Regions from separate parts of the Homo sapiens genome. Here region 1 is linked to region 2. A link is a contact called in ENCODE Hi-C or POLR2A ChIA-PET data. All regions are on one chromosome and are shown on one strand. Each heading gives the region's core, a stretch centred on a gene start or an enhancer-like site at or near the end of the contact. The rest is flanking DNA. Distances are from core to core; before and after follow the strand shown.

Region 1 (7,141 bases), core at 3,884-6,383, 830 kb before region 2:
CGACTGTAATTCCAGTTTCCTTACTGGATGTATGAGCCCTGAAGCTTCGGAAACAGTTCACCACAGACCCGTGTGAAGCCCAGGTGCAGGCAGGGCTGCGCTCCCCCGACCCCCACGTTCTAGGGGAGGGTCCTTGTTGCCTCTGCCAGCTTCTGGGGGCCCCAGGTGTTCCTCGGCTTGTGGCCACGTCGCTGCACTCTCCACCCCCGTCTTCACGCTGTCTTCTCTCTCTCCAATCCGCCTTTGCCTTTCTCTTGTAAAGGCAGCTGCCATTGGATTAGGGCCTGCCCTAAATCCAGGACGATCTCATCTTGAGATCCTTAATCGCATCTGCAAAGACCCTTTTTCCAAATAAGGTCCCATTCACGGTTCCGGAGCTGAGACCGTGGACATCTCTGTTTTGGAGGCTGCCATTCAATGCCCCCATGCTGCTCTATAGGTTCCTTGGGATGGTGTCCAGCTTTGCTCGCCCCTGAACCCTAGAACCCCGCTGCCCTGGTGTGGCAGTTTGTCAATTTCAGAGCATGAATGCCTTTATCCATTGGTTCAGGAACAAGGCCTGGGCCAGCTCCTGTGACAGAATCAAAATACCCGTCCCACCAGAAGCCACTTTCGTGGAACCTAACTGTCTGCCAGGAGAGATAGGCCAGCTCCTCCGGCAGCTGCAGTCAGGTGAGGAGATAAATGCTGCTGGGAGGACCTGGAGCCAAGGCCCCAGCTGCGGGGCGGAAAGCGGGGGTGCGGTGGGGGAGGCATCTGGTGAGGGGGAGAGGTCCCCAGGACAGGGGTATGGGAGGGAGGGAGCCTCGTGCGCAGACCCCAGGGAGAGAGTGCTGGCCCTGGAGGGTCAGGTTCTAGGCAGGGCGCTTGGGAGCTGGAGGAGGGGAGGGAGGTTGGGGCTCTTCTCGGGAAGGGCCTCAGATGCCCAGGCTCCTCCAAGAGCCTATAGATGGGCATTCGGGACCGTGAAGGAGTCTGTGAGCCCGAGTGACAGAGACCAACTGGTATGGCAGGAAAAGTTCACCTGGCGGTAAGGAGGGCATGGTGAGGCCAGCCCAAAGACTCCAGCACTGCCGCAGGACAGGCGGGGAGCGGAGCTGAGGGCTGGGATAGGGTCTCCACTCACCCTGCTTTGAAAACTGGCAGCTCTGTGTTCTGAGGCCCACTCAGTGCTGGGCAAGCTGGGCTGTTGGTCCCGCTGTGGCCGAAGAGTCTCTAAAAACCTCCTGTCTCTGCTGCCAGTCCCTGCTCTGGGACTGAGATTTCCTCACCTCTGACTCCTCCCGCTGTGGCAGTGACCAGCACATGGTAGTTGCCTTCCACAGGTGCTGCCTGGAGAGACGCAGGCCCTGGTAGAGGATGCAGGGGCTCACTGAGCGCTGTGGCCTCCTGACACTAGTGGAGTTCTCGGTCACACCAAGGGAGGCAGCACAGCACCTGTGAGGGGGGCTGAAAGAGGGCACCCCCTTGGCAGGACTCCCAGGGCCCACACTGTCCTCTGCAGTCCCCACAGCTGGGCTTCCCGGTCCTCCCTGGGACCTCCACTGCCAGGCTAAACCACATCCAGGCAGAGGCCGACCTGGCTGGAAGAGGGAGGCTTCGAGGGCTGCAAGGAACATCACGGCCTGGGCCCTGCCCAGCCCCACCAGCCCCAAGCTGAGGGCCTGCTGGGACACTGCGTCTACCCCTGAGCCCTGCTCTGTTCCAAGCTGGGCAGAGAAGGTGGGCTCAGTTTAGGACAGGGTGGGGTGGGGTGGGAGGCTGGAGGTGGGCGTGGCTCCACTCAGCAAAGCCATGCCATAGCGTTAGCAGCCATGGCACCGATGCCCACTGTGTCCTGAGGCTCTCTCTGCCCCAGGAAGCCTGTGGCACATTCTATGGGATTTTGTGTCTTTACAAAGCCTGCAAAGTGGGTATTATCAGCCCGATTTGACAGGGAGGCAGCTGGTGCTCAGAGGAGTCACCCTGTCCTGGTGACTCAGCTGGAAGGATGTGGATCTGCCTCCCTAGCTTGGGGCAGACACCCTGACTCTCTGCAGGTGGGCTCCAAGGCCTGAGACAGGGTCTGCGGGGCAGGGGCTGGTAAAGATGTTTCCAGGGCAAAGCCTGGAGGGTCAGCGGGCTGCCCTCATCTCGTGGCCTCACCTGGTAAACCTTCAGATCCCCTGCTTCCTTCAAAGCAGGAGATCCTTCAAAGGGGAAGAGAGGGCTGGGCCTCCTGGGAGGAGACACCCCAAACACAGGCCCACAGGGCCTAGGATCAGGAGAGATTCCCATTTCTGGTCCCTGCCTGGGTGACATCTGCTGCCCAATTCCCGGAGACAGCTGTGGGGGTTAAGCGACAGCAGCACCAGCACACCCAGGCCCAGCAGGATCCTCACCAGCCTGCAGCTGTGGAGCTCATGTTTCCAGCCCCCCATATACCTGCCATGCTTCCAGAGGGGCCCCCAGTTCCCTGCAACAGGAAGGATGAGGGATGGGGGCCCCTTCTCAGACCTCCTGAACCAGAAAGTCCATTGTTGGACATTTTTGTTATAAAATGATGGTAATGAGCACTACTGTAGCTGAATCTCCCCCACATCTGATTATTTCCCTAGAATGAATGCCTGGAAGAGGCATTTCTGATCAAGGATTATTCATTCTTATGCTTTAGCTAGACTGCCAAATTTTCCACCACAAAGACTGGGCTAGGCTCCACAGAGGGGTCACTGGGGACACTTTGGGGGAGGCCTGAGCCTCCAGGAGGCAACAGGAAGCGACGGGTGATTTTAGGGGTGGGAAAACGGGAGGGAGCCACTGGGACCTGGAGGGGCAAGACAGCCCACTGCACTGGTCCTGTTGCTGCTGTGCTGGGCTGGGATGGCACTGGTAGGCACTGGTAAATCCCTGTTGCTTGTAGGTGATGGGACCCAAGTTGCTTCATCTCTAGCGGTCACTGAGTGTCCCTGTGTTGGTGGGTCTTTTGGGCTCAGAGGACCTGGAAGAAGAGGGACTCTGGAGAGGTGAGGTCAGAGGGGGAGACAGGCTGTAGGGCTGGACAGTCTGGATGTGATCCCAACTCAGCCACCTGTGGGCTATGTGGTTTTGGGCATAGCACCAGGCCCCCAGATCTCAGGGTCCTGAGAAATGGGGGTGATGGTATTGGCAGAGTGGCCAGCAATTGAGTGTCCTTCCCCCTCCAGCACTGCTGGCTCTGTGGACACTGCCCTGCACCATGTGGGCATTTAGGAGGCACGGAGGTGGGCATGTGAGGCCACCTCCCCGCTACAGACCACGTGCGGCCTCAGGTTCTTCTAAGAGGCAGGATCCCAAGGGCAACACGTGGCAGGGAAGGTGGAGGTGCAGGTGCAGGAGGGCCACTCTGCTCAGGGACTCAATACCTTGATGCAAAGGCTACCGACACGCAGAACGCTCACTGTGAGCCCACCGGGACCAGGCAGGCAGAGCAGCGGAGGCCCCCGGAGACGTGGCTCTCACCAGGCTGCACTTTAGAATCACCTGGGTGCTCTGAACCACCCAACACCCAACCCGCACCCCTGACTGACTGCACCGGAACCTCTTTTAAAAAATTCTTTAAAACAATTGTGGTAAAATATATAGAACATAAAACTTAACCTGCTTTAAATGCGCAGTTCAGTACTGTTAATGCACAATTCACATTGCTGTGTGACCCGTCTCCAAAACTTTTTCATCTTCCTCAACTGAAGCTCTGTCCCCATGAAAAACTAACTCCTCATTCCCCACTCCCCCAGCCCTTGGCAACCCCCATTCCGCTCCACCATTTCACTGCTCCAGGGACCTCAAATAATTGGAATCACACAGTACTGTATTTGTCTTTTTGTGGCTGGCTTATCTCACTCAGCATAACGTCTTCAAGGTCATCCGTGTTGTGACGTGTGTCAGGATTCCCTTCCTTTCTAAGGCTGAGTACGAATCCATTGTATGGACGGACAGCATTTCCTTTCTAAGGCTGAGTACGATTCCATTGTATGGATGGACGGCATTTCGTTTATCCATTCATCCATCCAACAACACGTGAGGCGGCTTCAGGCTTCGGAGTTGCTGAAGCTCCGAGTTCGGGATGTGCAGCTGTGGTGGAGCCAGGGGCTGGGCACACCCCTGGCTCCTGGCCTGGCAGCGTCATCATCGGAGTCACCTGTCCCTCATGCCAGTGGTGCTCTCTGCTGTCATCAAGACCAAACACCACTGTAGGAAGTACCCCCACTCCCGCCTCCAACCCCCACAGGGCCTGCCAGGTCTGCCCCCAGTGGGCCCCCTGGTGCATCTGGGCCACCCAGGGCCAGCCTCAGCAGGGGCACTCGCGGGGCTGCGCCTGCGGCTTCCCTTACTCCAGTCTGGAATGTTGTACACACGGATGAGCCAGCAGCTCACGCCCACGACTGCTGGGGTCTCCGGACTCCCTCATCAGCCTCCTGCTGTGCTGTGTACAAATCCTCCTCCTGCATGAGGCCCCGCTGTCTAACTCAGCAGGGGAGAATGGGAGGAGCCAAGGGAATCCGTGCTTTAGGACCAACACCAATACTCATGGTGGGACGACGCTGCGATATTTGAAGTTGGGAGTGTGCAAGAAATGTTACTCGGTTGTTCACGAATGCATTCATTTATTCAATGAACTTCGCGTCAGCCACTGGCTGTCATCAGTTACCGACCTGATTGAGGGCTTCATGGAAGGGATTTGGAGGAGCATTCATCTAAAACCACAGCACGCTGCGACGCTCAGCCCTGCAGTGGGCCCTCACCAGTCCCCGCGCCTCCGAATCCACCCTCCCGGGGCTGCTCGTGGCTAGCGGGGGGCACCTGCGGGGACCAAGCCAGCCCGGCCGAGGCCCGGGTCCCGCCCGCCACGGCCCTCGGGGCCCCGCCCACATCTGGCAGAAGCCACGCCCCGTCCGTGTGGGTGGGGACGGCCCGCCGGACCGAAATTCCCAGACTGCTGCCTCAGGCAACGGGCTTTCCGACTCCTTGGCTTCTTATGTGAGGAAACCACAGCGCGGCCGGCATCCAGAGAGTCGGTTAGCCGCGAAGTTCCCGCCGGACGAAGGGACCAGCCAGCGCCCTGCTAGACAGCGAGGCCGGAAGCGGAGGCGTGGCCCCTGCGCGGCCCCGGAAACCAGTGAGGCCGGCGCGCGCCCGCCGGAAGCCGCGACCCCGACGCGCCCCCCATTGCCCTCGGCGCCGGAAGTGGTCGCGGGTCGTTCTGCTTCCTGCCCGAGGGGCGTGCGCGGGTCAGGGGCGGCCGCGGAGGCGGAAGCATCCATGGCGGAGGGCGGCAGCCCAGACGGGCGGGCAGGGCCGGGCTCCGCAGGTAACGTGCGCGCGGCCACTGGGCCGCGGGGCGTGTGGGGATGGCGAAGGGCTGGCTCCGGCGTCCCTGCCGAGGTCCTGCGTCCTCGTCCCGGGCTGGCCGGGTCCACGGGGCAGCCAGGGAGCCGCACCCTGCAGGCCGGGGGTGGGGTTCAGCGCGGCTCGCAGTGCTGGGCGACCCCACCACGGACGCGCTGCCCTCTCCTCGGCCTCGAGTGCAGTCCCCGCGCTAGATTTTCTTTCCGGTGGAACTTGCTCGTAACTTCCTTCCCGTTAGCCGATACAGATTTGATATGACCCAACCGCAAAAGTAGGACGTGGGCCACCTTCCAGCTCTGAGCGCACGGATCAGGAAAGCCAGCCAGAGGGTAGCCCTAGGGAGGGCAGGCACTTTTTCACCATTCTGCCGCCCACGGCGTGTCCGGTGGTACAGCGGGGGGCAGCCTTCCCACCCACCACAGGCACAGACCAGGGACAACGGGGACGCCGTCTCCAGCGAGCTCGTCAGTGACACAACATGTCCAGGGGCCTTTGGCCCACCAGCAAGGGAGGCAGATAGAAAGGCTCACACCCACCTTCCAAAATAACTGTCCTACTTAGGGTCTCCACCTTGCAGTGTCCCTACCATGCAGATGTGAAGGAAGCGGTCAGGACAGGTTCCCGTTTCCCGGTGGTGTGGTGGGAGTTCCTTCTTGCTGGATTTCTGAGCTTGCCATTCGCGCCAATAGTTTCGTGTGTTCTGGGCTTTCTTTACATGCCTATATTTGTCTTTGGAGGGGTTCCTCTCCTACTTAGTAATAAACCAATACATTTCTTAAACATCTTAAAAGATTGACTTGGAGACTGGTGCAGATAGGCTTTTCCATCCATCCCTCCCTCTGCACCTCCTTCCAATCATTTAACAGACTTGTATTGAAGACCTGCTGTTGGCTAGACCCAGCAGAGGATACTGCAGTGACCAGAAAAAGCCAGACAAAGCATCTACCATCCTGGGCTTTGGTTGGCGTTGACTTTGACTTCAGAGACAGCCAGGACCTTAGGGTCTAGGATGTCATCTCATGTGAGAGTGAGAGACGGAATGATGCGTGTTCCGTGGGAAAAAGAGGACCAACAGCTACTTCCCAGTATAAAGAGAGTTCCTGGGGAATAAACACTGGCTTTGTCGGCTGCACAGGTCTCCTTTTTTTTTGAGACGGAGTTTCGCTCTTGTTGCCCAGGGTGGAGTGCAGTGGCGTGATCTCGGCCCACTGCAGCCTCCGCCTCGGGGGTTCAAGCGATGCTCTGGCCTCAGCCTCCCTAGTAGCTGGGATTACAGGTGCTGGCATCATGCCCGGCTAATTTTTGTATTTTAGTAGAGACGGGGCTTCACCATATTGGCATATTGGCCAGGCTGATAGCGAACTCTAGACCTCAGGTGATCTGCCCGCCTCTGCCTCCCAAAGTGCTGGGATTACAGGCGGCAGCCACCACACTCAGCTGAGGGCTCCTTTTTATATCCTCATGCACTGCTGTTTTGTTATTCAGTGTGTTTCGGCCTCGGGTAGAGGGGCAACAGATTTTCAGTTGAAGCTTAAGTGCTATCCTGGGGCAGTTGTGTTGTCATTGGAGTAGTTGATCAGCGAAACACAAACTTGAAGTTGCTTTTGAATCTGGAGCTGGGGAAAGATTCTGAGTCTACTTTGAGCAGGGCCAGGAATGGATAGCACAGAGGCCAGCAGAGGGGGCCCAGAAGAGGGCTCAGCAAAAGTCCTGTGGCCGCCATTTACCTGTTGGTTATTGCCCTACACCTGAATCTTTCCCACTCCGACTTTGAACT
Region 2 (6,749 bases), core at 973-3,472:
CCAGAAGCCCGCTGCCAGAGGCCACAGCGAAGGGGCACGACAGTGGACTGGCTCATGGGCCTCCCCAGCAGAAGAGCTGCCAGAGATGGGACTCGGGGGCGGTTTTCCCTCACCCTTGGCGGGATCCTCCCCTCTGCAGACCCGGGGAACCTGCCCACGTGTGTTCACGTGCCCCCGCCACACGCCTGGTTCACCTCGAGACCTGCATCAACTTACCGGTGCAGCCAGCACGTCTGGAAAGAGACTCGTCAGCTGGCACCTGGCCCTGTGGGCGCCGTCAGCTCCCTTAGAGGATGACGTGGGGTGGAAAGGGCCTTTCCACATGAGTGGTTTCCATGTCCTCAACTTTAAACGATTTCAAGACGTTTTACTCTCCTTAATTTTGGTACTACCGAATAATATACACCACGTAGTTTTATTTTCATATCTAAAATGTTTTCAAACAAAATTTTATTTCTAAAAAGTGAAGATGGGGGAGACACACAGATGCCACCACAGCTAGCGTCGTGGGTGATCTGGGTAAAGATTTCCATTCCCAGCCAGGCACAGTGGTTCACGCCTGTAATCCCAACACTTTGGGAGGAATGAGGCGGGAATATTGCTTGAGGTCAGGAATTCAAGACCAGCCTCAGTAACATAATGAGACCCTGTCCCTATCAACAATACAAAAAATCAGCTGGGTGTGGTGGCGTGTGACTGTAGTCCCAGCTACTTGGGAGGCTGAGGCACGAGGATCTCTCGAGCAAGATCACACCACTGCACTACAGCCTGGGTGACAGAGCAAGACCTGCCTCCAAAAATAAAAATAAAAAATAAAAACAAAGAGTTCCATTCTCCACACACTGGCCCCAGCTGTAACCACACAGTACCTGCAGTCCTAGCTCCTGCTTGAGATGCCCCAATCTACCTCCTTGTATTCTAGAACACGCTCTCCCACTGCACAAGGCTCATTATTCAATGGTACAAATGTACATTCAAGATAATCACATCATTATTATTTAATTCAATAGTACTCCAGCACACTCCTCCCTCCAACAAAACCAGCTTTTCTGGATCCTCTAAGAAGCAGGTGTACCATGTGCAGAAATCACTATTACATTTCTGTTATGCACAGAATGAATATACCCTACACATCACAACCTCCCCTACACCAAGACTAACTTAATCTTATCACTATTCCTTTTTATACAACAGAAGCTTCAGTTTCTAAATATACAGTGATTTCTTTGTATTGCATTCTATTTTAATCTTCTAAAAATAGAGCCACCACCAGGAGAAGCGACTTGCTGTTGGATGTTCACTACGCTAATGTCACTGGCAGGATGTGGATTTCTGCCCCTTCCAGACTTTCCAGCTTGTGGTTTCCACATGACGACTGTCATGGTGGTTCCAGGATTCTGGCCGGGAGTGTGGGAGCAGGATCGCCCAGCATCAAAGCCAGGATCCACTCCCAGGAGCCTGTGATGCCACATGAGCCAGCTGATCAGTGTGGGCCTCACCGTCAACAGCCATCGAATGGGTGCCAGGATGCTCTCCAACCTTGCAGGACTGAGAGGACTGGACTAAGCACCCACAAACGTACTCACAAGCCGCAGTGCCACAGATAGCCTATGCCATGGACATGGCCCACGCCACCATGGACACAGCCCACGTCACCATGGACACAGCCCACGTTGTGGGAGCAAGTCCTCTGACTTTCCCCTCCTTCAGCAGATTGGCTGAGAGCATTTCTCAGGTTTTAGCAGAAAGTTAAAGAGAAAAATCAAAAGGCACGAGGGAAAGAGCAGAACAAAAAGGAAGCTGTTGCCTCCAAGAGCTCTCATGTCCCACGGAAGTTCCTTCTTGAGGATGGGAAGATGGTCTGTGCCCGCCACCTCCTCCCCTTGCTTCTCCGCCAAAGGACAAACACTGCACCAAACCAGAGGGCAGTCAATAGGTTAAAATGTTTTCTTAAACGATTTTCCAAGGTTTTAAATGCTTCATAGCTCTAAGAACAGAGTTATCCAAAATTTTAAAAATATAATCCCTTATCTTCTGTTTAATAAAGTTATTTTTGAATTTTGAAGAAGCAGAAATCCGATCATTTCTCTCCTCCCTCCCTGACGCACACACCCTTAAGACCCAGCCTGTTCTCCGCCAGGAACGCACCACCTGCGCTTCGCCGGCCACCGGTTTTGCAACGGAGAGCCCGCTGGCCACGGCGGCCCGCACTGCACACTTCCTAGCAGGCTTCCTGTGTAGCTGGCAGTGTGCCTGGCAGAGCAGAGGCACAACACACATTCCCATCACACTTCATACGCGGCATTAAGCTCATGACATATTTTCATCTTCTCCTAAGATATTAGAGTCTCGGGAACAAATCCACTTCCTATCACTCAACGTGCAACTCAGATGATAAATCTTGTACCACTGCGTTAGCGTGGTAAAAATCAGAATCATACGGCAAAGAAAACACAGAAATTACATCAAAACAAAACAAAGATGCAGCTTTCGTAATCTAAAGCAAATTTCTTTGGTTTTATACCCATAAAGTCCCACACTTGGGCATGAAGGCAATCTTGAATTAAAACGAACACCCCTGTATGCTGTTATGACCGATGTCACATCTAATATTCAGACAACTAGAAAGAAGGGCTAGCCTTTTAACTCAACTACAAGAAAAGAGGAACTGGAAAACAGCAGTGGCTGAATGTGTACTCCTTGCTTTGATGTTCTGAATTAACACGCGCCTGTAGTAAAAGCCAATTTTACACTTTGAAAAGCACAGAGCCTCCTCATGTCCACAACACAGAGCTACAGAACACAGCAAGTCAACCAGAACTTTAGGTTCCCAAACCTTACTGCACTGACTCGATAAGGATCCCTCGCTTCCCACTGTAAGAACAAAGAAACAGTTATGAAGATAGAATAAAATCTCGCCCTAATATTGTAGGCAGAGTTGAATTCAAGAGAAGACCCCAATTACCAGAAAGGAAAGAAAGCAAACGGCCCTCTGAGCAGGTGCACTAAGACCCAGCTGCCTGTTCCTGGGGCCCAAGAGTCATCAGAACTGGAGACAGGCACCAGGGAGCCAGTGGGCGGCTGCATATCTGGGTGGGCAGGAGAGGTGGCCATGAGCGTGGCTTGGACAGGGAACTGGAACTGAGACCCTGTGTCCGGGCAGAACTCTTGGAGGACTGTCTGGTCTATGAAAAGAGAACTAGAAAACCCCACCCACCAGGCCTGGGAAGCAATAGAGGGTTGCTAGGAAGAGGCTTCAGTGAGAATCTAAGACCCTAAACCTGGGTCCCTGTGGATGTGGCCTCCAGATTCATATTCTTTGAGTAGTTCTGGAATCTCAAGTCTAGAAATAAGGGTAAAACTAGTCTAGAACCTGGGAAACCCTGTAGCCCCAGGAAGACAAAGAAAAATAGCTCCTTAGGGCTACACCCACAATCCACAGCACACAAAACACACAAAGAAGGATGAGAGGAAGGGAGGGAGGAAAGTCCCCTGCTGAAGAGTTTACCATGCAAATTTAACATCACAAATGATAGATGGAAACAACCCACCATGTGGGAATCGGCAAGAACAACAAAACCGAGAAATGACTCCAAAATGTCCACAAATATTAAAACAATGTGGAAAAGACAACAAGCTGCGCTAAAAAAAAAAAAAAGTTAAATGAAGAAGAGAAACTATCATGAAGGAAAAAAACCTGGAAATGGGAGATGAGAAGTTTTTAAAAAGAATTAAGTGAATTTTCTATAATTGAGAAGAACAGATTAGATCTAGTTAAAGATAAAAACAGCAAATTAGATATAAAGATAAAACTAGATCTAGATAACTAACCAGAATGCAGCACAAAGATAGGAAAAGATAAAGGAGAGAAGCAAGGATAAAAGAATAAGATGGTCCAACATAGACCTAGTATGAGTTCCTAAAGAATGGAAAAAATGTACAAATGCAGTATTAAAACAGATAACGAATGAGAATATTCCAGAATTCAGACATAACAGTCCTTAGATTTAAGAAGCATGCTAAGTCTCTATTAGGATAAATAAGTGTGAATCGACATCTAGACACAGTGCAATAAAACATTTAAACACTAAACATGGAAAAAGATCTTAAAAGCACCAAGGTAGGAAAGTTAGATGATCTAAGAACATTGAATTGAGAGGCAATGTTTCAACAGCAACAAAAGTAGCCAAAAGATAATGAAATGTCTTCAAACATGCTGAAAGACACAGCAACCTGCAATTCTACACCTATCTAAACTATCATTCGGGTAAAAGGGAAAACAAAAACATTTTCAGATAAACAAAACTTGAGTACTTACCATTCAGAAACCATTGCTGAACTAACAAGGGATTATGTCAGAAGGAAGAAAATCATATCCCAGGTGAAAGAGTAAGATGACAGAAGCAATGGTAAGGCAAAAACACTAGTAAATCATGTAAGTACACATTAATAACTACTGAATATTCAATTAATACAAAGGTTCATACAGATACCGAGACTATGTGTAATCTTGTTTTCTCACTGTGTGTGTGTGTGTGTGTGTGTGTGTGTGTTTCAAAGTCACTGTTTAAAACACCTGGTTGGTTTCCTCTTAAGAACAACATAGACCTTAAAATTAAAGGGCTTCCCTTTTTCCTTTGACAGCTAAGAAACTCAGAGCCAATTATGCAGGGTTTATGACCTGCATCTCCGGGCTCTACTTCTCTTTGAGAGACCGTCATTTTTTCTTTGCTCTGAGTCCTTTGTCTTTATTCTTACACAGCCTTCACTAATGAAATAAGAATTAAGTACAGCTGTCCCTGAAATTGTACGCACAGGCACCAAAACACTTGACACGCCAACATGCCACAGCCTTGGCTTCTTCTCATTATAAGGAGGAAGAGGAGGCCACTGAAATATGGTCTAGTGTGAGTAACTCTGCACAACTCTGCTGAAACAAAGTTCAGTACCACTAAAAGCAGGGTACGAGCTCAGCAATCCTACTCTGAAACACAAAAAGCTCCCAAGAGCATGACTGACAGCAATCACTGCCAGGCACATGGGCCATTCTTCCTGTGCTGCACTCAACATCACACGTGCATGTCGGAGAGCCCGTCTTTGGAAACAGCTACACACTTGGGCAAAAGCAATTCTTTGTGAGAAATAATCAGCAAAAGATTGCTTATCCTTTCTACACTCAGAAATTAGTTAAGAGTAACCAGCTCTTGGAAAAGGATAAACCACTCTATGCAAATACTCCTGCAAAGGTTCTCGATTAATGCAAATATTATGTTTGTCTTTTATTTTAATGCAAACAGCATCTGTTCTGCACAGTCCATGCCATCACTTTGTAGTCTGTGTGGAGCATCTCAAGTGTGTTCCAGCTGCGTTTCAGAGTTTGAAACATTCTCAGAGAGGCAGAGCCACAGAAAGCGGTTCACTGAAGAAAACAGCAAACAAGTTCAGTGGGGCTCCTTCTAGGAGGCTTCTTTCTCTTTTAAGGCAGGAGAGAAACAAATCCAAGAATGAATTCCCAAATTTACTTCTGCAGAGGTCTGGCTTTAAGTGTGGGATTTTTCTTTTTTAATAGTTTTGACTAAGGAAAAAATTAGGTTTGCTTTTTCTGTGAATTCTGTCGCAGGGGAAAGAGATTCAGAACAACACATGGGGGAAAGGACAGGCTGGTCGGGGCCAGGCTGCCATCCAGAGCACTGACCCAGCGCCGAGGCGGGTTCCAGCCCCTCCCAGAAGGCCAGGACTTCACCCCAGCAGCATCCTCCTCTTTCATAGAAGGTGTTGGCCATCTAGAAGGCTCCCTGCCAACACTGGCTTCCTCAGATCGCTCCACTGATACTGTTCTGTGTCTGCCCCTAAGAGGGGCATACCCTTGTCTGTTTTTGTGTCCATGACCCTGAAGCAATGACTAGTTCAGCAGCAGAAGGGACTGGATGGGCAGATGACTGGATGAATAAATCAAGCTACCTATGGGGAAACAGATAATGTGGAGAAACACTGACTTGTCACCCTTCAGATTTCAAATATAGTCAACTTCCAAATCTCTACCCAAGCAAGAGTACCTGGAAACAGTTTGACCTTAACATGCTAATAATACTAATTTTACCATTCCATTTGTTAGAATGCAGGTATACTGCTAATCGGATCCACTAGACCAAGAATCCACGTGGGATAGCCTAAGAAGACAGAAGAACCTGGGTATTTTCAGATGTCCCTCAACAGAAACACCTATTCTCACATAAACTTGCTGTTAAAACTCTAAAATATCCATGTAGACAAATAACTCTGGGTAAATAACAGAATAAGCATTCCTATAAACCCTTTAATAATTATCTTAGTTATTAATTTCATTTCAAATTGCCTGATTTTCCATATATACTGCTAATCATCTTATAGAAGAATTTTGTTTTTGACCAAAAAAACTCTGAATATCGATATTTAATAAACATGACTGCTTCAAAAAACACAAGTGCAAAAAAAAAAAGAAAAAAGGTGAAATAGGCCATGTGGTCCAGCCTTAGCAGAGAGAAAAATCACAAAAGCTGGACAAATATAAACACATCTTCTTGATGACACTACTAAGTTAAAAAAAAACAGTGAAGAATTACAGGACCAGACAAAGGCTGGGGGGTGAAGATGGCATTTGGGGCTGATTTTCCCCTGTTGGTATTTGCAGAGCCCCACCCCCAGCCATCTAAGAATCTTTAGTACTTTTGACCGCCTCTTGCAGATATTAGGGTTAGGAGGAGAACTCC

Evidence for each region. Hi-C counts contacts between places; a loop is a spot of excess contacts on that map. ChIA-PET counts read pairs that join two places held with the same protein, here RNA polymerase II (POLR2A). Pooled maps may share reads with other maps.
Region 1: a pooled map shows a loop between it and region 2 (8-fold over the local background). The contact joins the promoter of ASB1 here to the enhancer-like site in region 2. A Hi-C loop is called at or near these places in 1 of 168 maps with a recorded cell type or tissue (PC-9) and 4 of 50 pooled maps. POLR2A ChIA-PET finds 5 or more read pairs at or near these places in 1 of 52 experiments (activated T-cell).

Annotation. Positions count from the first base shown.
Region 1 is chr2:238,421,794-238,428,934 of GRCh38, forward strand. It overlaps ASB1 (ankyrin repeat and SOCS box containing 1), which reads left to right and starts at 5,134. Exons shown (of 5, transcript NM_001040445.3): 1 at 5,134-5,326. The coding sequence starts at 5,278. It overlaps LOC124908002 (a long non-coding RNA gene), which reads right to left and starts at 5,101. Exons shown (of 2, transcript XR_007088163.1): 1 at 1-5,101. RefSeq lists cis regulatory regions at 1-187, 358-990, enhancers at 1-592, 3,715-4,250, 5,763-5,882 and silencers at 4,583-4,972, 4,993-5,512.
Region 2 is chr2:239,250,774-239,257,522 of GRCh38, forward strand. All of the region lies in intron 2 of HDAC4 (histone deacetylase 4), which reads right to left. Among named protein-coding and RNA genes, the nearest start is that of MIR4269, 51 kb to the right of the region's middle. RefSeq lists an enhancer at 1,650-2,151. Within about 2 kb of position 2,223, at least 15 of the 41 ENCODE cell types and tissues checked have a DNase peak (open chromatin) inside an H3K27ac peak, as active enhancers do.